Linked DNA regions of Homo sapiens: regions 1, 2, 3 and 5 are each linked to region 4. The links are chromatin contacts, found by Hi-C or POLR2A ChIA-PET in ENCODE. All regions are on one chromosome and are shown on one strand. The core of a region is the stretch at or near the end of the contact, and the rest is flanking DNA. Distances in the headings are between cores, read along the strand shown. Region 1 overlaps SIPA1L2 (signal induced proliferation associated 1 like 2). Region 2 overlaps GALNT2 (polypeptide N-acetylgalactosaminyltransferase 2). Region 3 overlaps GALNT2 (polypeptide N-acetylgalactosaminyltransferase 2). Region 4 holds the start of EXOC8 (exocyst complex component 8). Region 5 overlaps SIPA1L2 (signal induced proliferation associated 1 like 2).

What was found. A loop is a pair of places that touch in the nucleus more often than their neighbours do. ChIA-PET counts read pairs that join two places held with the same protein, here RNA polymerase II (POLR2A). Pooled maps may share reads with other maps.
Region 1: a loop to region 4 is called in a map with no recorded cell type, with 2.7 times the contacts of the local background. The contact joins the enhancer-like site here to the promoter of EXOC8 in region 4. A Hi-C loop is called at or near these places in 2 of 37 single-sample maps with no recorded cell type and 3 of 50 pooled maps.
Region 2: a map with no recorded cell type shows a loop between it and region 4 (9-fold over the local background). The contact joins the enhancer-like site here to the promoter of EXOC8 in region 4. A Hi-C loop is called at or near these places in 3 of 37 single-sample maps with no recorded cell type and 2 of 50 pooled maps.
Region 3: a loop to region 4 is called in a map with no recorded cell type, with 8 times the contacts of the local background. The contact joins the enhancer-like site here to the promoter of EXOC8 in region 4. A Hi-C loop is called at or near these places in 1 of 37 single-sample maps with no recorded cell type and 2 of 50 pooled maps. POLR2A ChIA-PET finds 5 or more read pairs at or near these places in 1 of 52 experiments (activated CD4-positive, alpha-beta T cell).
Region 5: a loop to region 4 is called in a pooled map, with 4 times the contacts of the local background. The contact joins the enhancer-like site here to the promoter of EXOC8 in region 4. A Hi-C loop is called at or near these places in 1 of 168 maps with a recorded cell type or tissue (CD8-positive, alpha-beta T cell) and 4 of 50 pooled maps. POLR2A ChIA-PET finds 5 or more read pairs at or near these places in 1 of 52 experiments (activated CD4-positive, alpha-beta T cell).

Annotation. Positions count from the first base shown.
Region 1 is chr1:232,588,437-232,592,864 of GRCh38, forward strand. All of the region lies in intron 1 of SIPA1L2 (signal induced proliferation associated 1 like 2), which reads right to left. Among named protein-coding and RNA genes, the nearest start is that of SIPA1L2, 39 kb to the right of the region's middle. RefSeq lists an enhancer at 2,518-3,018. Within about 2 kb of position 2,440, at least 7 of the 41 ENCODE cell types and tissues checked have a DNase peak (open chromatin) inside an H3K27ac peak, as active enhancers do.
Region 2 is chr1:230,120,284-230,124,240 of GRCh38, forward strand. The region is part of intron 1 of GALNT2 (polypeptide N-acetylgalactosaminyltransferase 2); the gene reads left to right. Among named protein-coding and RNA genes, the nearest start is that of GALNT2, 55 kb to the left of the region's middle. RefSeq lists enhancers at 2,848-2,977, 2,988-3,197 and a silencer at 3,939-3,957. Within about 2 kb of position 2,233, at least 9 of the 41 ENCODE cell types and tissues checked have a DNase peak (open chromatin) inside an H3K27ac peak, as active enhancers do.
Region 3 is chr1:230,102,651-230,106,548 of GRCh38, forward strand. All of the region lies in intron 1 of GALNT2 (polypeptide N-acetylgalactosaminyltransferase 2), which reads left to right. Among named protein-coding and RNA genes, the nearest start is that of GALNT2, 37 kb to the left of the region's middle. RefSeq lists enhancers at 1,777-2,976, 2,348-3,069, 3,036-3,105. Within about 2 kb of position 2,226, at least 29 of the 41 ENCODE cell types and tissues checked have a DNase peak (open chromatin) inside an H3K27ac peak, as active enhancers do.
Region 4 is chr1:231,336,439-231,340,505 of GRCh38, forward strand. EXOC8 (exocyst complex component 8) reads right to left here and starts at 1,414. Exons shown (of 1, transcript NM_175876.5): 1 at 1-1,414. The coding sequence starts at 1,307. It overlaps SPRTN (SprT-like N-terminal domain), which reads left to right and starts at 1,855. Exons shown (of 5, transcript NM_032018.7): 1 at 1,855-2,166; 2 at 3,331-3,430. The coding sequence starts at 1,946. RefSeq lists enhancers at 716-1,591, 1,139-1,188, 1,229-1,288, 1,592-2,466, 1,869-2,068 and 1 more and silencers at 849-1,018, 3,090-3,139.
Region 5 is chr1:232,618,417-232,622,319 of GRCh38, forward strand. All of the region lies in intron 1 of SIPA1L2 (signal induced proliferation associated 1 like 2), which reads right to left. Among named protein-coding and RNA genes, the nearest start is that of SIPA1L2, 9.8 kb to the right of the region's middle. Within about 2 kb of position 2,140, at least 18 of the 41 ENCODE cell types and tissues checked have a DNase peak (open chromatin) inside an H3K27ac peak, as active enhancers do.

The sequences.
Region 1 (4,428 bases), core at 1,190-3,689, 1.3 Mb after region 4:
CATGACAAGAATTTTTGATATTACAAGTGAAATATATAAACATTTGGGAGATTTTTCTAAGTGGCCAATGCATGATATTCAAAATAATACCTAAAACAGAGTTTTTAAAGTTCATAGATAGGGTTTCAGGATCTACATACATCTCGACCAAACTTTGAGATACCACTTCTCTAGTGTTATATCAAAGAAGATCCACTATTATCTGAAAGGAAATTCAAGCACTCCCTTTTCCAACTACAAACCTGTGTGAGGCTAGGTTTTCTTTGGTTGGATGGCAACCACAGCTACATATCACAACAGATTGAATGCAGATGCAAGGCAAGAAAACAGCTGTCTTCTAATAAGCCAGATATTAAAGATATTCGCAAAAAATAACGAAGCATACTTCTCAATAAGTGTCTTAGTTTTGGAAAATAGTTATTTTTCACGAAAGTATTATTTATGTTAACATACAGGTGGTTATATTGTTATTTTAAATTCAATAATGATTTCTAAAATCCCTTTTTTATTTCTGATATGGTAGATTATGTGATTGATAGAACTCACATAAACAAAAACTCTTTGGAGTCCTCAATTATTTTCCAGAGTGTAAAAAAAAGGCATGAGACTAAAATAATTGAGAAGCACTATCTGAAAGAAACATTTAGGTGGCAGTTCCCTCAAGGAAACACAGGGGCACGTTTATGGAAAAGAATTTGAGACATAAAGCAGGTGAGCTAAAATTTCCTCACCATCGGGTGACAAAACGCAGTTTCATTTCAATTCATTAAGCCAAATACGTATTCACTGAGGTTTCTCTTTAGGGTCAGACAATGATTAAACTATTTAAACATTTGGATCTCCATTAATCTTCCATCAATTTCCCAAATGACTAGTCTTGTGTAACACTACGGTAACACAGTATGTAAATTCACCCAGTTAGCTCACTGGTACTTGTATACTCTCCCAAATCCACTAACATTCACTACATTGTCTTTTGCCACCATTGGCTGAGAGGCTTCTCACTGAATTATTGATTTTCTGCCAATTAATTACCATAGTTAAGATTCAGTTGAGCTTCTCTTCGCAGAAATTCTTTTTTCCAATCTCACTTCTCTTGTACCCTTTGGAGTCTGTTGGGGAATCAAAATAATTGGTAACCTAAGGATAAGATACTGAGTTCTAAAAATATCCTTGGCATAACTTACAAATAACTCAGTTGTCAGACACTTAAATGGGCAAAGCACTGTTCTCCAGTGGATTCCACACTTGGATGCTTTTCAGCTGATCTTCCCTCAACTCTCTGTCAACAACTTTACTACAGGAATCTAAGACAAATCCATTTTACTGAACCCAGGGGAAAACTGATAAGTGCATTCACATATAGGCTCCTGTTTAGAAAAATGGCATGCTTGAGGTATAAGAACTATAAAAAAGAAAAAAGAATCTCCTTATCTATAGTAAGGCATATGCGTTTCAGGAAAGGAAACACAACTTCTAATTCCTGAAACAATACTTGCACAACTAAACAGACACTTCCTGCAGCAGTTCAGAAACCATCCAGCCAAGGAGGACGAATCACAGAACAGGAAGTCATCGCTCTATCTCAAGTCAAGGGTTCCTCTGAGGGCTTCCAGAGCCCACTGGAGTGTGCCTGCAATCCAGCAACGCAATCCGGGAATTCCATCTCTCCTATCCTCTTCCCCACAAGGGAAGTCAAGTCCCCAGACACCTTGCTGGAGCACATCATGGAACAGACAGTCCTCACCTCCCCAATTCCCACAGTCTCTCACCTCCACCTCCAGGGCCCTCCCACGCAGGCTACACAAAACCCCTCAAGAGTTTATCTCAAGATGCCCCATAAAAATGACTCTTGACTTTATTTCTCTAAAAGGTGTGTGTCACCAATTGCGCAGTGAGATTCAATAAAGCTCCATTTATTTTTGTATACAACTTGAGTCTGAAGAAAGTAAATAAATTAAACCAAACTTAATAAAGTTGAAGGAGAAATAAGAAATTTAACTCAGTGATAGCACCAGCATTTTAACAAGACTGCTGGAAGAAAGTGAGCTGGAGTTCATACACACTGTTTTCTGGAAAGCAGAGGGTATGGAGGAGAAACACAGTGGACCTGATGTCACATGCTGATTCAGACCCTAGCTCTCGGGCCCTACCTACTTCCTGAACGGGAACATGGCTTAGAGAAGCACATGGCATTGGGCCTCGCCCATGCAACCAGCCACACACAAATTAGTTCCATCCCTGCATTCCTCCCAATATCTCTACCACCATAAAAAAACAAAAAAAGGAAAAAAAAAATTGTCCTGCAGTGAAAGAATATGAGATCTTCCAACTAACTGCAGACCAAAGTCAGTCATATCGAACAGTGAATTCTTTACCATGCATTAGACAAAAGAAACTGGATTAGAGAAGTGACTCTAAGAGAGAAATGAAACCCACCCCATCAACCTAAAATGCAGACAATACAAACAGGAAGGACTGTGCTTTGTAAGAGTTTCCTCAACATAGTTTACAGCAAACAAAAGGGAATAAACCTTGGTCAAGTTAAAGGGCTGGTTAACGGAAAGCCGGGTAAATCAGAACACGGCTGATTTCAAGGTGTGTGCCCATTTTCCGGAGTGCAGCCAACACAGGGGAGCAGTGATGAGTGCTCACCGTCTCTCTTGGCCTTACTGACCTCCAGCACCCTATCTGAAAATAGCAGCCCACATAGGAACAATGACAAAACAGCCAAAAAGCATTTAAATGGAAAGAGTTAGTTAAACAAAAATTAGTAACTCGGCCTATTACAAAAATAGTTCACATGTGATTCCCTATTTCCTTGACCAAATTGGAAAATAATTTAGCTGTTTATATTTCAGAGAGAAGATCAACACACACAGGTACTCGAGTACTGACATTTCCATATTGGTCATGACGGGATCAGTCCTGTAAGGTTTGCTACTCATGAGTACTGTGCTGCCCATTACCTGTTCTACACCAAACCCAGCTCCTCCCTGGGTCTGCCGAGGATGGGCAGTGGAGCCCTTGGGCCAGGAGCCCCCACCAGGGCCAGGAATGTGGCTGCCTCTGGCTGGTCTCCAGGGAGGATGAGGTTTAACCTTTAACCCAGAATGGCATAGCCATCTGGCACCTCTGCCTTTTGTTGTGTGTTGCCTTTAAGCTCTCTCTTCAGGCCTTGTGATGCAGTTTACTGACTGGCAAGGTTTTCTCTCAGTTTTCTAGTCTCCTTAGTGAGGCCATGTTAGGGCAGAGTCTAAGAAAATCAAAAAGATGCGGTACCTTATGACAAGGAGAGAGGAAAATGCTTCCGAGCCCTTGTACCAATAAACTCCTGACCAAGGAGTCAGTGAACGGAGGTTGCTCTACTTCAAAATCCAGTTTATCCCAGCCCAAGAGGAACTCTTGTTCCTCACTTCTTATGTTCTAATTTTTAATTTACTAGAACTGGCTGAGACTCTTGCTTAAAAAAATAAGAACACAGTTGAAATGGCAACAGCCTAAGCCTGTAAGTGCCGCCTGCCATCATAAAGGGCCACTTCTATGGGTGCTTCTAGTGGGACTGAGCCCTTATGTCCCTTTTTTTCCCACTAATCACTCTTAGGAAGGGGCTACCAGAATAAGAAAAAGAAGGAAAACGTGACTGAATTATCCATTGCCACTATTTTACTACTAAAAATAAACTACCAGAGAAAAGAGAGGAAAAAAATATAAAGTTATCAATTCTTACACACACACACTTACTTAGAGGCTGTCTGAAAGCAAGAGGAATATTTAGCACAGACATTTGCAGACACTTACCGTCAGAATTAAAATGGGAAGCTGCATAGATAGAAGTCACTGAATAATTAGCCATGAAGACAATTTTCCTCCGCTATCTGCCAGATACAATTTCTTTCACTCCATCTCCAGAGGTAAACACATCTCAACTGGTATAGCTGAATGAGACCACCTGCCACTTGGTTTGCAAAGGTTCTTAATTTGGGGTAAAATTGTAGCCACCTAAAATGTTCAGATCTAAAAATACAAGTATTCTTTTATAAATCAAGTCTGTTGATCTTAAATCAAATTAACTCTGGTTTATATGTGAAAATAAAATAAAAAACTGATTTATCATGTAGTCTATACACTCCTGGCCCTCAGGTATTGAAAGACTAAGAAAAACTTAGTGAATCAAAGGAAGGAAAGTTTACTGTTACCCCAAAACTTTGTAAACTGCCAGGTTTTCTAGAACTAAACAACAACAACAACAAATCTTTTTTAACCTTTCCATAAAGAACCTTAGAAAACTTGTAATAAAACTAATTTAATATAAAATTAAAATGAGCACTAATATTTCAAGCTTCAGTTTATCCTCTCCGAATGTTCACAGGAAAAAAAAAAAAAGGTGAAAATGCCCTTTTCTTCTCTCCTTAAATCCTCTATTTC
Region 2 (3,957 bases), core at 983-3,482, 1.2 Mb before region 4:
AGTTCCACCCATTCAGTTCCAGGGGTCCAGGACGTGCCTATCAGGAACAGCCCTTGGATGCCCTTGGATGCCTGCCTTGTGGATGTCATCTGCTCCCATGTCAGCCATCTCCAGGGCTCTTCCCGAGAAGAGGGCAGTCCCCGCCAAGGGTGTTGCCTCTCAAACCTGCCAAACTACAAACCCTCTTGGTACCTCCACACATCCCTGGAGTCGGCTTTGGGGAACACTGTGTTCCATGTCTAAGTGGAGTCCCGGGCCTCTCCCCTCCAGTGTCGCCTGTGCCAGCTGGACACGAAGCAGCAGATCAGTCATGAAAATGGCTGCTCAGCTCCGATCTGCCCTTCCTTCCGCAGGACTCAGGGACGCACAGCTCCCCAGGGCTGGTCACCCAAACAACAGCATTCCTTTCTCCTCGGCCTCTCCCCAGGCTGCTTGGGAGAGAAAACTTCCCTCATCCTCCTCCGCACACACTAAATGCCCTGCCGGTATCTTCTTTCCAGTGACTGTGGCCCCAGGTCGTCACACATGGCCAGACACAGCTGAATCTCAGGCTAGATCATGTTGGCACTGCTTCCACCCCTTGGATAAAATAAAATTCCCAGTGACTTCCTTAATATTTTGATAGGCTGAGTGGCTTATATGCAAACTTTGATGTAAACACTAGGCCAGAAATTGGTTAACTGTGGTTTAGGACTCCTAATCTTTCTCCGGATTTATTGAAAACATGTCTTAGAATGGTACGCACCAAGTGGTTCTCCCTGGTACTGCATCCTGCTGGCCACGTACCCTTTCCTGATGCTCCTCTGAAGGGAGGATGTTTAACGCAATGATCTCCAGCCAGTGTCCAAATGGCATAGAGCCACTTCCTTGTTGACATTCCCTGGGATCTGGAGGTCACTTCCAGCTCTTTCCTCTTTTCTGCAAGAGCCATGGTGCTGCACCTGCCTGCTGTGTGCTGGCACATGCCTGTGGGGTTGTGAAGGCTTTGTATGGGTCCCTGGACCACACCTGAGGAGGCGCTGTCTTAGTCCCGTGGCGGGCGGTGGGGCAGGCTCCCTGCACTGGAGGAAGCACCAGCAGGCTTTTGTGCGTGAACAGACAACTCTGTTGGCTTTCCTGCCCTCCCCTGTTTGCCTTCTTGATTTTTCCCTTCTCTTTTTGTTTCTGTCTCCATCCTGGTTGCATTCCCTCACTCCCCTCTTCTTTGTCCCTGCCAGGTTTCTGATGGGTTACTTCTTTGAGGAGGAGAACCCTACCACCATTCCAGAATACTCAAGGCAAGGTTTGAGGGGAGAATTAGGCGGATGTCCATTTCACAAGGCTTTGTTTTTGCCGAGGAGAACATCAGTGTCTGCCTTTAGTAGGTTGCCATCATCATAAGCAATAATAGCTGACTGTAACTCAGGGACTGTGCTGGGAACTTTCCATGCCCACGGAGTCAGTCCCTTCAGCAGCCCCAGGAGGATGAGTGCTTTTGCATACCCCACTTTGCATAGATCCCAAAAAGGGGACATTGGGACATTGGGAGCATCAGTAACTTGCTCGAGGTCACACAGCTAGAAGAGGGGAGGAGGGATTTAGAATGTATTTATTTATCTTATAACGTTTATTTTTTGATATATAAATTTATATTTCCCTTTGTAGTTTATTTAAATACTGTTATGCTTTTTTTTTTTTTTTTTTTCAAGGGACAGGGTCTTACTCTGTTGCCCAGGCTAGCCTTGAACTCTTGGGCTCAACCATTCAAGCCTCAGCCTCCCGACTAGCTGGGACTGTGGGTTTAGAATTTGAATCCAGTGTTCACCCTTCCTCCTGAGCGGTGCTGTACATTATGAACAGGTTGTTTGCCAGGAACTGGGATAATGCCATTTTCCTCATAAACCTTTGCCCCGCAAGCATGGGTAGACAGACAGCTGGTGCTTTCCTTGGTTATATTTGGCAAACTATATAACCAAACCAAACTTGATTATATTTGGCTAGTGGACCAGTTCTTTTGTAGTTGGTTAGAAAAGAAAAGATATCGCTTTCCCTTGAAAGAATTCATTCTCCATGAGATTGAGGTTCAGAAAATCTGTTAAATAAATCCCAAGCCCTGAGGCCTCCAAATCAGTGGCTGCTCCGCTGCTCCTCTCTCTCCCTCGACCTGGTCTCTCAGTGACCCCCTCATCTTTTCAAATCATAGCATGTTGGGACAAGTGTTCCAGGGAAGGCCTCTGTCAGTGTTTAGCTTACATTTCTTGGGTGTATCTTTTTGACAAAATTTTCCCCCCAGGGATAAGGAAACCAGAAAACCACAGTGGATCAGCGTGCAGGAATGCATAAGGGTGGCTCTGTGTGTGTGTGTGTGTGCATGTACATACGTGTGTGTGTGTGTTCATCCGTGTGTGTGTGTTTTCCTTCAGAGCATTTTAAAGGTCTCAGCTATTATTAACATGAATTTATTATCTATATTTAGGATAAGCCCACTAAGGATGATTTGGGATGAGCTGTGAATCTGTGGTGTATATATAGATCTCTGCACACGCGTATAGTGCATATTTATGTCTGCACGTACTCCTGGGCGTTGACATCTGCCTGTGGAATGCAGACATCTCTGTGCAGGGTTGTGGCCTGTCGTCTCTTGATTGGCAGTTGAAGTGTCCCGCATCCCCTTGTTATTAATAACTTGCTTGGGGCTACATTGAGTTGGGGATGTGCAGTAGTGATTTATCAAGACATTGTTATAAAGACACAAGGCTGGTTGTAATAGTCTAATCAGAACAAGTGTATTCAAAGTGGCGAGTTTCAAGCATGCTGTTTAGGAGACTTCACACTTATTTTCAGCGTTCAGAACATTGTTGAACCTCTGCTTTTGGCATCGTGGTCACAGCTAGTCTATGAGCCTTAGGAGAAATTATACTTGCCATTTGGTGCCCACTGTGAGTTTCTGACCAAGAACAAAATTTCCAAGCTTGATCACCTGCCTTATTCGTGACGCTTGGCTCCAAGTGGTTGTTAGCTGTTTCCAAAAAACAAATGTGCTTTAGAGGATGAACATTATGCTGTTGTCTCTGGGGGCCAACCCGTTAGGGGAGTTCCAGAAATATTTTGAATGATGACAGCATCATGGGAATACCAAGGGTCTCCCCAGGGGACTACTTTGAAGAGGGGCACATGCAGGTTGGTCATGTCTTTGTGTGAGTTCCAGGGTTCGAAAATAACTGACGTATACTGGTTGTGTATGTCTGTGTGTGTGTTGCCCGCACAGCTAAGTTTAGACACCGAGCTTTGGAGACCTCTGAGAGCCGACTCCACCTTTGATTTTCAGTTGTCTTTCATTTTGTACCCATTTGGTATTGTCTTGCTTGAGCCTTTGTGGAAATAGACCTTGACTTCATTTCTTAAGTCTTTTTTACTTTCTACGATTATGGAAAGGAAAAATATATATTTTATTTAGAAGGCAACAGGTGTACTTATGTTCTTCTCCTATATGATGGGTAGTGGAAATGTTTTAATTGCCTTCTTTTGTCTACTTTAACCTCATGATCATTGCCTTTGTTTGCTAGTCTCTCAGCATGCGTGGTTTTGAAAATGACCTGCACACTTAGCAGATGTGATACAGAAACCAAACCCCCGAACCACACTGTCAGGGGACTCTAAAAATGTGAAAACACCTGGTTTTGGTTTCTTAGTCATTCTGTTTATTTGGTGAACTCTGTAGCTTCAAACGTACAGCTTTGACCACTTAATGAAAGCATGTGGATAGTGACGTGAGGATGACCTGAAGATATGACTCCCTGTCCTTTGGACTAAGTGGCCTTTAAACCAGTCACGTGCCTGGCTCAACTTTAAAAAGAAGTAAAGACATTGTCATTAGATCTATACAATGTCAAGAATATTACCCGGCCTGGATTTAGGTGGAAATGAATTAAGTGCAAGTACTGATAGGTACTTTCTGGGGGTTAATTTTATTATTTT
Region 3 (3,898 bases), core at 976-3,475, 1.2 Mb before region 4:
ACCTCTGCATCCAATTAGAATGACAGACACTTAGTGTGATGACTCAGGACAGTTGATGGCCTTAAAAAAAAAGCGAACAGATTAAATCACTCTCTGTTTTTTCATAGCCATTGATGGAAACAGATTCTGTGGGGTAAATAACAGAGTCTTGGGTGGTGGAAAGGTTGAAGATGTCCAGTAGTTGTGGCAGGGCAAGGATGGAGGACTTTTTCTTTGCAGGGGCAGTGGAGAGGCGGGGCCATGGGTGAAGACTGGAGAATACTCAGAAGGTAGCATGGACGAGAGTGTTGTTTGATGACTCTGCATGTGACCAGTAGTGACATTTTACTCACTGAGGCTCATATTGAGGTTAAGCCCGAGGTCCATTGGCCTTGCTGAGATCGTGTTTAGAACACAGCACTGTGCAGTAAGAGACTCCTATAACTCTATCAAATTTGCATTTGGAGGAATTGTAAAGAGCCTCTGTTACCTCCTAGGTGAGGCAGTCCAGGAAAACAGTTGCTAGAAGGAGCTATCTGCAGAAATAGACAGTTGTGGTCCTTTCATGTTTTAATAATTGTTCCCTGGATTTCAAGGAGTCAGTCCAAAATCCCCGTAATAGATTTTAGTAACGTTCATGGAATCTCAGTTTGCACATCATGAGACCTTTAGTGTGGTGTTTACTGTCTTCACCTTAATATACTTTGTATCCATGAGCAACCTTGCTACAGTCATGCAAAGATGATTATTTTTTATTCAGCAATAATTAGCCACAGTGTTGAGCACCCAGATGCCTTCCTGCAGCAGCCCCCCTTTTCTCCCCAGCCAACATCTGCAACTGTGAACAGATTTCCATCTTCAGCCTTGGTGGTTGGAAAGAAATGTAAGTCACCTTTTTTTCTGGTTGGTTCTGGGGCAGATGCCACCAGGCTGCAGAGGCAGTCTGTGTCTGTGGGGCTCACCAGGGCATGAGTTCTGCTCCCAGGAAAGAGATTCTTGCAGGATTTTGTCTGTGGTTCTAAGGAGACAAGTAGGTGGCACACAAAAACAGAAAATGAAAGAACCCATCCCTCCAAAACCACACACACAAAGCCAAAAGGAAAAAAAAAAAGCACATAATTATCATGTAGGCACTGTTGCAGCTAACCCTGATTTTGGCCTCAATTCTGAAACAAGTTAGCTGGTTTAGACAAACCCCTTATTAGGTAATGGATTGTTATTCATTCCTCCCCTTCTCCTAGTCATTTACTCCGTGAGAGCTGCTCCTACCTGACCTTCCACTGATTTTGGTAGCAGCATCTCCCAGAGCGACTGTTTCCTTCTTCAGCAGTGTTCCTTACTCAGGGTGTAAGATCTTAACCCCACAGAGCCCCGTATCAGGTTTAATTAACTAATTGATTCAGCTTGTGCTTACTGAGTGCGAGGCAGTCATGTGCTTCTGTTTGGTAAATGGCTTCATTTTCCCTCTAACTCCTGAGCGTCCTGAAGCTTCTCTTATGGTTCTCTCCAAAGGAGTCAGCAGGCTGGCTCTGCAAGGGTCAGTAGGTTCTGGGGTGGTGGGGGGCCGAGGGAGGCAGGGAGGTTGGCTCTGTCTTTATTTGGCATAGAGCTCCCCGAACAGGGTCTCTCCTCCTTTCTCCAAAGGTTAATGGAACCACTATCTTAAAAAGCTGAAATCTTATCTTCTGGGGTATTTGGGTAGAGAAGGCTAGGGAATCCCTTTTCCATGGTGGTGCAGTAGGTTCTCAGAACCAGCTGGTGGGCCTCAAAGAGAGGCGGCTGTATTTTAGCCTGATAATCTTGATTCCTGGTTTCCTGGCTCTGTAGCATCAGAAATGGGAAGCTTTAAAAGCCGTGCCTTGTTGGATGCACCGAGTCATAAAATAAATGTGATGTGCTGGGTGGGGGAAATGCGGGAGGAGGGAAACAGGTGGTTGGAGCTGCTTCGTGATGGCCGCCCACCCTGGCTCTCCTTTCTTAATAGGCTTCAGAAATCCTGGAATGCGTAATTCACCAGCTCACAGAGTTCCACCCATGTCCCCAGTGGCTTCAAAATGTAAATGACATTTGCAGTGCTGGGAGGTAGGAGGGCGATCCCGTTCCTTCCCTGGATCTCAGTCGCAGAGGTGCTGGCTCATGTGCCTGAGTGCAGCGGCTGGCCCGTCATTACTGGTCTTTGCAGGAAGCCACTCTGAAGGCACCTGGGCCCTTGCCAGGCTGAGTCACAGCTGACTTAGGGAAATGCCACACAGGACGCTTGCAGTCCCCCCGTTCTAAGCGTAGGTTTTGCAACTGCATACTCGGAAAATGAATCAGAGTGGGGGAAAGTGTCAGAGAAACAGCAGAAATGGAATGTAGGCAGGAGGGCCACAGTGGCGCTGTGGATTCAGACCACACCTTCGGCTCTGTTTGGGGCCCTTCCTGTAAGGAGCGTACTGATGCCAGAGGCTGGGGGTGTGGAAGGGAAGCTGCTGTGCTGTTAGATCCATTCTGCTATTTAGCCAGCCTTCCTTTTCCCAGCTGGCACAGACAGGATGTGTTAGAGAGGTGCTCAGACCTCCTTTCAGAGCAACTGAATCATTCTCCAGGAGGGACAGGGAGTCTGAAATGCAAACAGGTTCCCAGGGTTATTGAAGAGCAGCCAAACTGAACACCCACTGCTCTGTGGACTCAAGCTGGTTTTAGACATTGTTTGGTCAGGACCAGAGCCGAGCTCTGGGGCCCACTGGGGGCTCTTGTCGCACCATATCATTGATTCTACAATGCACATTTCCCCCGCCTCTCATGTTTTAACATGTCTGAAATCAGGATGCATCTTCCATGGATGGTGTTTCAGGGTTTCATTGATCGTGTTTTTCTTCCTGAGTGGCACACAAAATTAATGGTGCTCCCTAGAGTTGATGGTCCCTGCGGTTCAGTGAACCGTGTTGCTCTTGTGTAAGCTCCTGTGGGAACATAGAGTCTCTGTGTCCCACCTTCTTCCTCGCAGTGGTCAGCACGGATGAGGTGGGAGTTGCATAAATGTCAGCATTCGAAAGTGAGGGCGTCTGTCGGTGCTGTCTCACTGTGGGGCTTCAGAGAACGTGAGCACCTGTGTTTGCATTCTCCATCAAGGTTCATGTCCTGTTGGCTCATAAGCATGATTATATCCATTATACAAACTGGGGCACAGGCACCCAGAGAGAAGTCAAAAGACTTGTTCAAGATGGACAACTAGGAAGTGGTGGGGACAGACCAGTCCTGTCTGATGCCAGATCCAGCGCTGTATCTGCCAGTCAGCATGCACACTTTCATCTCTCCAGCCTCTTCCCACTCACCTTTACTCAACATTTCTGGGCCTCCATAGTGATTGTAGTAATTCGGTAAAGATGATTCATTTCTTTAGTCCGGTCTTCGGACTTGACTTCTTAGAAGCAGGTCTTGTGCAATAGTTGCATATTAACCACTTGGTGACACAGTGCATGAGGGTATGCCAACTCTTTTTGCTCATGGCCGTGCAGTGCAGAATTTCCAGGCATTGTCCGCTCTGTTTCCTGGACTTCGGAGTGATAGCAAAGTTTTGTATTCCCTGATCAGCTGTGTATCTCTGAGCAGCAAGTTGATCTCTCTGTATAAGGGTGACTGTGCCCATGGAGGATGGCATGCAATTGCCTAAAGATTTCAGTCTGAGAATCTGAGAAACGATACTGAATGGAGATGACAGGCTTAGTGCCTGCTTCCAGGAGCCATGCCTCCTCCTGGCCTGGAATGAATACCTAAACACCTGAGGCTCTGAGTTCCGGCAGTGTGCTGAAACTGCTGTTGGTCTGGCCCACTGACCCGGAAACCCAGCCACCTGAGGTTGTGACTTTAGGGCTTCTAGTTTTGTATTTAGCTTTAATTCCATCTGTGAGGCAGTGGAGACTGTTCATTTTATTTT
Region 4 (4,067 bases), core at 164-2,663:
GCCCTGTTTCTCAAAAATAGCTCACAGGCCTTCGTGCACTGGCCCAGCCGGATCAGTTGCGAAACTGCTCTGCGAGTAGCCTTCGGACCACCTCTCAGGGAACGATCTGGGGAGAGTTCGAAAACTAGCACCTCAGTGAGCTGTCGAACTCGCTCCTCCACTTTGGCCCTTAGTTCTTTTACAGGAGGTGGGCTAGGTTTATCTTCCAGGTAATGGTTCAATTTATCCAGCAGGTCAACCGCCCCTTCAAAGTCTCTCTGCGCAATGCAGACATCCAGGTCTTCAGGTAACTCCTGGATCCATTCCATGGAGAGGTCCACCTTCTCTTCCTCTACCTCAGGAACAGCTGGTTCTTCTTCTTCGTCATCCTCAAATGGGTTAGTGGCCTTGGAAGTCACTTGGGGTGGCCCTCGAGGGGCCGCTGCCTCCTCCTGCTCCCTTCGCCTTTTCTCACTGAGGGCCCTCTTGGTGTCCTCCAGCACTTCCAGCCACTCTCGTTTGATTTTAGCATTTTCGGCCTGGAAAATACGGCTCTCGGGGAACATAAGCAGCTTGAACATGTCCTTCATGGGCGGGTTGTCCTTGACATTGACTACGGCCAAACCATCTAGGGAATAGAGAGCGTTGTAGCGATACATCCCACGCCGCTGAGGCAGCCAGGTAGCCACCAACAAGCAATCGTTCATGAGAAAGCCGTGCACCCGCTGCAGTTGGGCCATGTGGTCCGCATCGTATTCCACTAGGTCCCCATTGTACACCAAGTACTGTCCCGGCGTCTCCAGCAGATGCCTGCAGCCTTCCACCTTCTCAAGCAGGGTGGTGAGAGTGCGCTGCTTTCCTTCCTCGCCTGGACCGGAGCCGTCGCGGGAGGCACCCCCGGGGGTGGAGAAAAAGCCGGCCTGGCCTCGGAGGTGGTCTCGGCCCCCCGCCCCACCGACTCCCTCCTCCCCTCCAGAGGCGGCGGCGGCTCCGGCGGCAGCAGCGGCAGGCAGCAACGTAAGCGGGATGCTCTCCAGGCTGCTTTTCTGCTCGGTCAGCAAATGGCTGAGCTGGTACATCTCGCTCTCCAGGTAGGAGATCTCGCGGGCCGTCTCTATGAACTGCCGGTAGTTCTGGTAGACGTTGCGCTTCAGGTTCTGCGCCGTCTCCTCCGCCAGCGCCTGGATGCGCTGCCGGTGCTCCTGGAGGTCCCGGTCCCCATCCGACTGCTGCGAGAGCTGCTTCACGTACAGCCGCGCCTCAAAACCCCCTGACTCCAGCTGCCGACGCAGGCGGCTCGCCCCACTGTCCGACATCGCCATCGCCATTTCTCTCCGGGTCTCACGCACTCACTGTCACTATCGGCGCCGCAGCCGCCGCGGCTGTCTAGACCCACCCAAGGCCAACCGAGCTCCTGGGCTGAGGAAGCAGGAATGGGAACGAGACGAGTACGCCTGCGCCGGGTCTGAGCGTCAGACACTGCGCCTGCGCAAGTGGGCCGAGCGCAGACATTGCGCCTGCGCAGCAATGCCATCGGTTAAAGCGCATGCGCAAGATGAGCTATTGCGGAAGTGAGGGGAGGGAGAGGCCGAGAGAAATTTCGGTACTGCGCATGAACCGAGCGTGACGTTGAGGTTTGAAATAACCGGCAAAGAGTAAAGGCTGAAACTAGCTTCCTGAAAGCTTCGTAGGGCCCGAGCCCTGTGAGCCCAGGTTCTGCGCCCACTAGGAGGTGTCATGCTGACTGCTTTTTTTAAAGCCCTAGAATCTTGGCTTCGGCGTTTGGGGTAAGCTCCGTTCTCGTTCTCAAGCGCGTTTCCGCGAACTCTCGCGGGATTGACGGGCCGTCTCGAGAGCCGGCATCTCCTAGGAGCTAGTCCTGGTCCTCGGCTAGGCGGCTTGGGGTCGCGGCGTAACTGGGGAGCCAGCCTGACGCCGGCGGACCCCGCCTGTGATCCTGGCAACGATGGATGATGACTTGATGTTGGCACTGCGGCTTCAGGAGGAGTGGAACTTGCAGGAGGCGGAGCGCGATCATGCCCAGGAGTCCCTGTCGCTAGTGGACGCGTCGTGGGAGTTGGTGGACCCCACACCGGACTTGCAGGCACTGTTTGTTCAGTTTAACGACCAATTCTTCTGGGGCCAGCTGGAGGCCGTCGAGGTGAAGTGGAGCGTGCGAATGACCCTGTGAGTTCCGAGCCCCGCTGGGGAAAGAGGCGGGACTGGCAGCTTTCCTGCAGCCCCCGGCCCTGGTTTTCTCTCCTTTCTCTAGTCCGACGGTCCCAGGGGGCGTTAAATGAGGGGAGTCTGGTTTTGGACCTGGCAATTCCTGCCTCGGCGTGTTTCTGTCTTCCTTACCTTTTCTCCCACTCGAACAATAAGAAAGCTGTGTAGACCACACCGCCACGGTTGGACTCAGGGCCGTAACAAAAAAGAGATTTTTATTTGAATCTCACTTCACTTGAAAATAACAAGTTCCTGATTTGCCTTATGATAGTGCTGTAGGACCCAGAAGGGAGAAGCAACCAAATCTGCACCTAAGAAAGTGCTGAGGACGCAGAGTAACTGCCAAAGGATGTGTGTTCTCCTCCTCTATTCCCGTTAGGAAACCCACTTTAGTTAGCTCGTGTGTTGCATTGGGGATCTTCAGTGATGCTTTTAAAACGATTCTTTTTCTACACGCTAAATTTCAGAAATCCCTATTTGAAATAATAATCTACTCCTGCACGTGAACAGGGTTAAGTTTAAGATACAGTTGTATCCCAGCATGCTTGTTTTTGAGTTGATAGAAAACAACCTACTGTCAAACAAATTAAGATATGATATTAAATTGTGTTTAAAGTACCAATTTCCTTTATACAGGCGTCTGTTATGATTTTGGAGATATGCTACTGGAGATATCTGCTTGTTAATAACACCGAACTGTAACTTGTCGGAAGGAGACTGGGAGTAGCAGAATAGGATTGCCTTTGAGCTGTTGCAGCCTAGCTAGGGCAAGGGGAGCTGCAGTTGGGCCATGTGGTCCGCATCGTATTCCACTAGGTCCCCGTTGTACACCAGGTACGGTCCTGGCGTCTCTAGCAGGTGCCTGCAGCCTTCCACCTTCTCAAGCAGGGTGGTGAGAGCACGCTGCTTTCCTTCCTTGCCCGGCGGGGATCGGAGCCATCGCGGGAGGCGCCCGCGGGGGTTGTAACTAATTAATTAGGTGAAATGCAAGTATCTGCTAACCAAGGGGGGTATACTTTCATGAAAGCCATCTGCCAACTGAGTTAGTGTGAACTGCCCAAGAATGTGTAAGGACTTGGGCATATTTGGCCAATGTAACACATTTTTATGGTGATTGTTTTCTAGGTGTGCTGGGATATGCAGCTATGAAGGGAAGGGTGGAATGTGTTCCATCCGTCTCAGCGAACCCCTTTTGAAGTTGAGGCCAAGAAAGGATCTTGTAGAGGTATTTTTCGTGTAAACTTGCTTCCTAGCGCAGTAATTTACAAATACTTGTCAATGATTTAGACTGCTGTGAATTCGCCTGTATGTATCGTTAAAAAAAGTCACTTTGCCCTCAGTGAAAGCTTGAATTATGGGGCAAACAATAATGAACACCTTATGTTTTTTATAGTGCTTCATAGTAAAAAAAAAAAAAACAAAAAAAAGGCTTCTAGGGGCCGGGCACGCTGGCTCACGCCTGTAATCCCGACACTTTGGGAGGCCGAGGCGGGCGGATCACGAGGTCAGAAGATCAAAAACATCCTAGCCAACACGGTGAAACCCCGTCTCTACAAAAAAAAAAATACAGAAAATTAGCCGGGCGTGGTGGCCGGCGCCTGTAGTCCCAGCTACTCGGGAGGCTGAGGCAGGAGAATGGCATGAACTGAGGAGGCGGAGCTTGCAATGAGCCGAGATCGCGCCACTGCACTCCAGCCTGGGTGACAGAGCAAGACTCTGTCTCAAAAAAATAAAAGCCTTCTAGGTATATTATCTGTTTTGATTTTACAACAGCCCTGTTTATGTTCATGTGTTGCTGTTTTCATTTTTATGAGTAAAGAAATTAAGGTTCAGAGAGGTTAAGTAACTGGCTTAAGTTACTT
Region 5 (3,903 bases), core at 890-3,389, 1.3 Mb after region 4:
AGGCCAAGGCGGGTGGATCACAAGGTCAGGAGTTCGAGACCAGCCTGACCAAGATGGTGAAACCCCGTCTCTACTAAAAATACAAAAATTAGCTGGGCATGGTGGCGTGCGCCTATAATCCCAGCTAATCAGGAGGCTGAGGCAGGAGAATCGCTTCAACCCAAGAGTCGGAGGTTGCAGTGAGCCAAGATTGCACCAGTGCACTCCAGCCTGAGGGACAGAGTGAGACTCCATCTCAAAAAAAAAAAAAAAAACTCTTGTTACTCCGCATAATTTTAAAATAAATCACTTCAGTGTATCAATTATCAAGTTATATATTCCTAAGTATAAAGTCTCAAAACAAAACACATGACCTTGAGTTGCAAATATAATACTATGTGTATATTCTGTCAACTAACTGAAATGAATTCAGTAATTTTATACCAAAACGTCATTTATATCTCTGTATATCCAAAGTAATTTTTCCTTTAGTTTTATGACACAGTCTATAACCTTCAGTAAATTACAGTGAGGAAAAAAAACATAATGACCATCTTACGTGATAGACAAAGTAATTATCACCACTTTGAAAATACTGTCCGTCACTTCTCCTTAATGTTGCTTTTGTTAATAAAATGCATCTCTGGAGTTGCAAAACCTAAACCAGGCAAAAAGATGAGTTTGTATTTAAGCAGATCATTTTAATAGAGATAGTACTGTGATCAAAGGAACAACTGAGAGTGTTCTGTATGTATCTTCTGGTCTTGGAGAGGGCCTACAGTTTCCCTGCACACAAGAGGCCCTCAACAAAAACTCAAATCCTAACCATTTTCCAAAGCTTAACTCAAGTTCTATCTTCCTTGAATGTTTTCCTAACCATGCAAACCCACCTTATTCTCAGCTAACCACACAGTCTTTCATCTGAAAGAAGCTGTAGCGCCCATCTATCATATGGTCTCATTTACACAGGAATCTTTTTCTAATACACCTGACACATAGCCATCAACTCTGCCCAAGTTAGTTAGTTCATCACCTAAGAAGGCAGTGCATTCATCACCTAATAAGGTAGCCCATGCTACTACACAATAGCTCTAGTGATTAAATCATGCCCTCTGATAGTTCTGAATCAGTAACATCAGGAAGTTTAACTAGAAGAACACTCAAAGTCCCTCCGAGGACTAAATTCTAAGAGTCAGTTAATTTGCTGACTCTGCCTGACAGCTACCCAGGACGGGATGGAAGGGATGGAAGGACAAGATCCCTGTCCTCAGGGGTCTCACACCCTAGGGTGCCCCTGTTAACTTGGAAATCTTAGAATGCCAGCATTTAAAAAGACTTCAAGATGGCATGGTCCCACATCCTTATTTTAAAATTGGATTATAGTCACTGCCCCAGAAAGCTGAGGGAGTTAGACAAGGCCATGGAAGAACCCCTTATCCCACTTGTATCATCTGCAATAGCAGGATATTCTACTCTGCTCTTAAATGCTCCAAATAGATTTTTTTTTTAAGATGGAGTCTTGCTCTCTCACCAGGCTGGAGTGCAGTGGCGCGATCTCAGCTCACTGCAACCTCCGCCTCCCGAGTTCAAGCGTTTCTCCCGCCTCAGCCTCCTGAGTAGCTGGGATTACAGGCACGCGCTGCCAAGCCTGGCTAATTTTTGTATTTTTAGTAGAGACGGGGTTTCACCATGTTGGTCAGGCTGGTCTTGAACTCCTGAACTCATGATCCGCCCGCCTCAGCCTCCCAAAGTGCTGGGATTATGGGCATGAGCCACCACGCCCGGCCAGATTTTTTTAAATTACCATTTTTCTCCGTAGTTTTACCTGTTCCAAAAAGGAAGAAGATAAAAGTTCACTTTTAAACACACTAATGCTTGCAGGGATGACAAGGAAAGCAAGTGCATATTGCCAGAACCCTGTTCCATGAAGGTAGGTGTCTCGATGTACACTTCTCTCCACCTTCCTCAACACCTCCCAGGGTGCTACAGCAAGGGAAGTACAGATGTGCTAAGCCTTTGCTATTGGAATAACAAAGAGCGTAGTAAGATGAAAGCAGTGTCTCTTGAAACTCTCCTAGGGCCTTGTTCCTCATTCCATGCACATATCCTGTGCCGACTCAACATCCCCTCTGCTCCACAGCTTATCTCAGAAAGAACTAAGTTACGGTGCCAAGCTAAGAGGATGAATTTAGAAAGCTTCACATAACCAGACGCACAGCGACAGCAGCCATCAGACATCACCCAGATTTAACTGCCCTAAAATTAGCAGTCAGAGCAAAGTAGTTACTGCAATGATTGCGTCAGAGCTATTCTGACTGGCAAACTGCCAGTTTTAAACAAATTGTCCTGCTTTCTCTACCAGGGAAACAATATTTTGGAACAGAGCCAGCTAAGCATTTCAGTGAATGTTCAAATTCTAGCTTCTCTATTAATGTTGTATAATTCAATGACAAGGTGAACAAAGTCTACATAGGCTACATCTGCAAGGGTGTTATTTTCTTTGTTGTAAGCACTTATTCTTTGGGTGAGTAAAGTACTGTGGATGAATCCTTTTAAATATTTAAATGCCTGAAATGTATTTAGGGATTCACATTCAACTGGCTTAAACAAAGATTATGCAAATCTAGCAAAATATAAATGCAAAACAAAAATTGTTTTCCTCTTATATTTCTTTTAATCTTGGCAAAGACTCGGGCTAAAAAAAATGTTCTCTGCATGATCACAGAAGGACCCACTCACTTCCCAACAAAGAATATATAACCTGATTCAATCAGTAAAACTGCTACCTCACCACAAATTACAAAATTTCTAGTTAATAACAGACAATTCACTGGCTGAGAGAACAGGGCAGTTTTTAGACCAGAACAATGAGCTCATTAGCCCAACCCTCAGCCTCCACTTCCCCCTTTCAGTGATAGTGAGTCGGTAATTCCGCCATTCTTATATGCACACACCTTCTTTAGTTCCCTCCCTCTCTCCCTTCTTCCTTTCTGTCTTTTCATTCTTTCCTTTCATCATGATTTATTGAAACCTACCATACCTTACAAGTGAGCTGTAGAATAAAGAACACTATAGCTGGAACCAAGAGAAATGGGTTTAAAACATAAGGACTCAGATTCAGAAAACCACACTTTCATTAAACCTTAGTTTTTGTATCTGTAAAAGGGAAAAAAATCCCACCAGCCTTATAAGGTTCTCGTTAAGTATACATGAGAGAACACAAATGAAAGTTCAAGCACGGTAACATTTTACACTCGCCTTTAAGAATATCTCTCCCCAATTCTTTATTCTCTTCATAAATCAACATTAGTCTCCTTCACTTATTCTTGTCATTTAAAACATTTTTTTTTTTTTGTGACAGGGTCTCACTCTGTCACACAGGTTGGGGTCCACTGGCACGATCAGCCCACCGTAACCTCGAACGCCTGGGCTCAAGGGATCGGCCCTCCTCAGCCTCCCCAGTGGCTAGGTCGACAGGTGTGCACCACCACACTCGGCTCATTTTAAAATTTTCTGTAGAGATGGGGCCTTGCTTTGCAGTCCAGGCTAGTCTCAAACTCCTGGGCTCAAGCAATCCTTGCCTCAGCCTCCCAAAGCACTGGGATTACAGGCATGAGCCACTATGCCCAAATTAAAACATTTTAAATGGGAAAAATGACCTATTATTCCAAACAAATGAGTTACAACGATCCTCAAATAAAATTGGTTGATAAATTGGATGCTTCTACTATCATGTATGCCTTGCTTACAGCACTTATCACAGCATACCTTATACACAAATGTAAACAAATAGGAGTTAGAATGACATCCCTCTAATGTCATATTATAAGAACTAGCACTACGTTAAGATATTAAAGATAAAAGACTTTTACCATATAAAATTAAGACTATGGCTACTGAGCACCTACCACATTTAAGGCATAA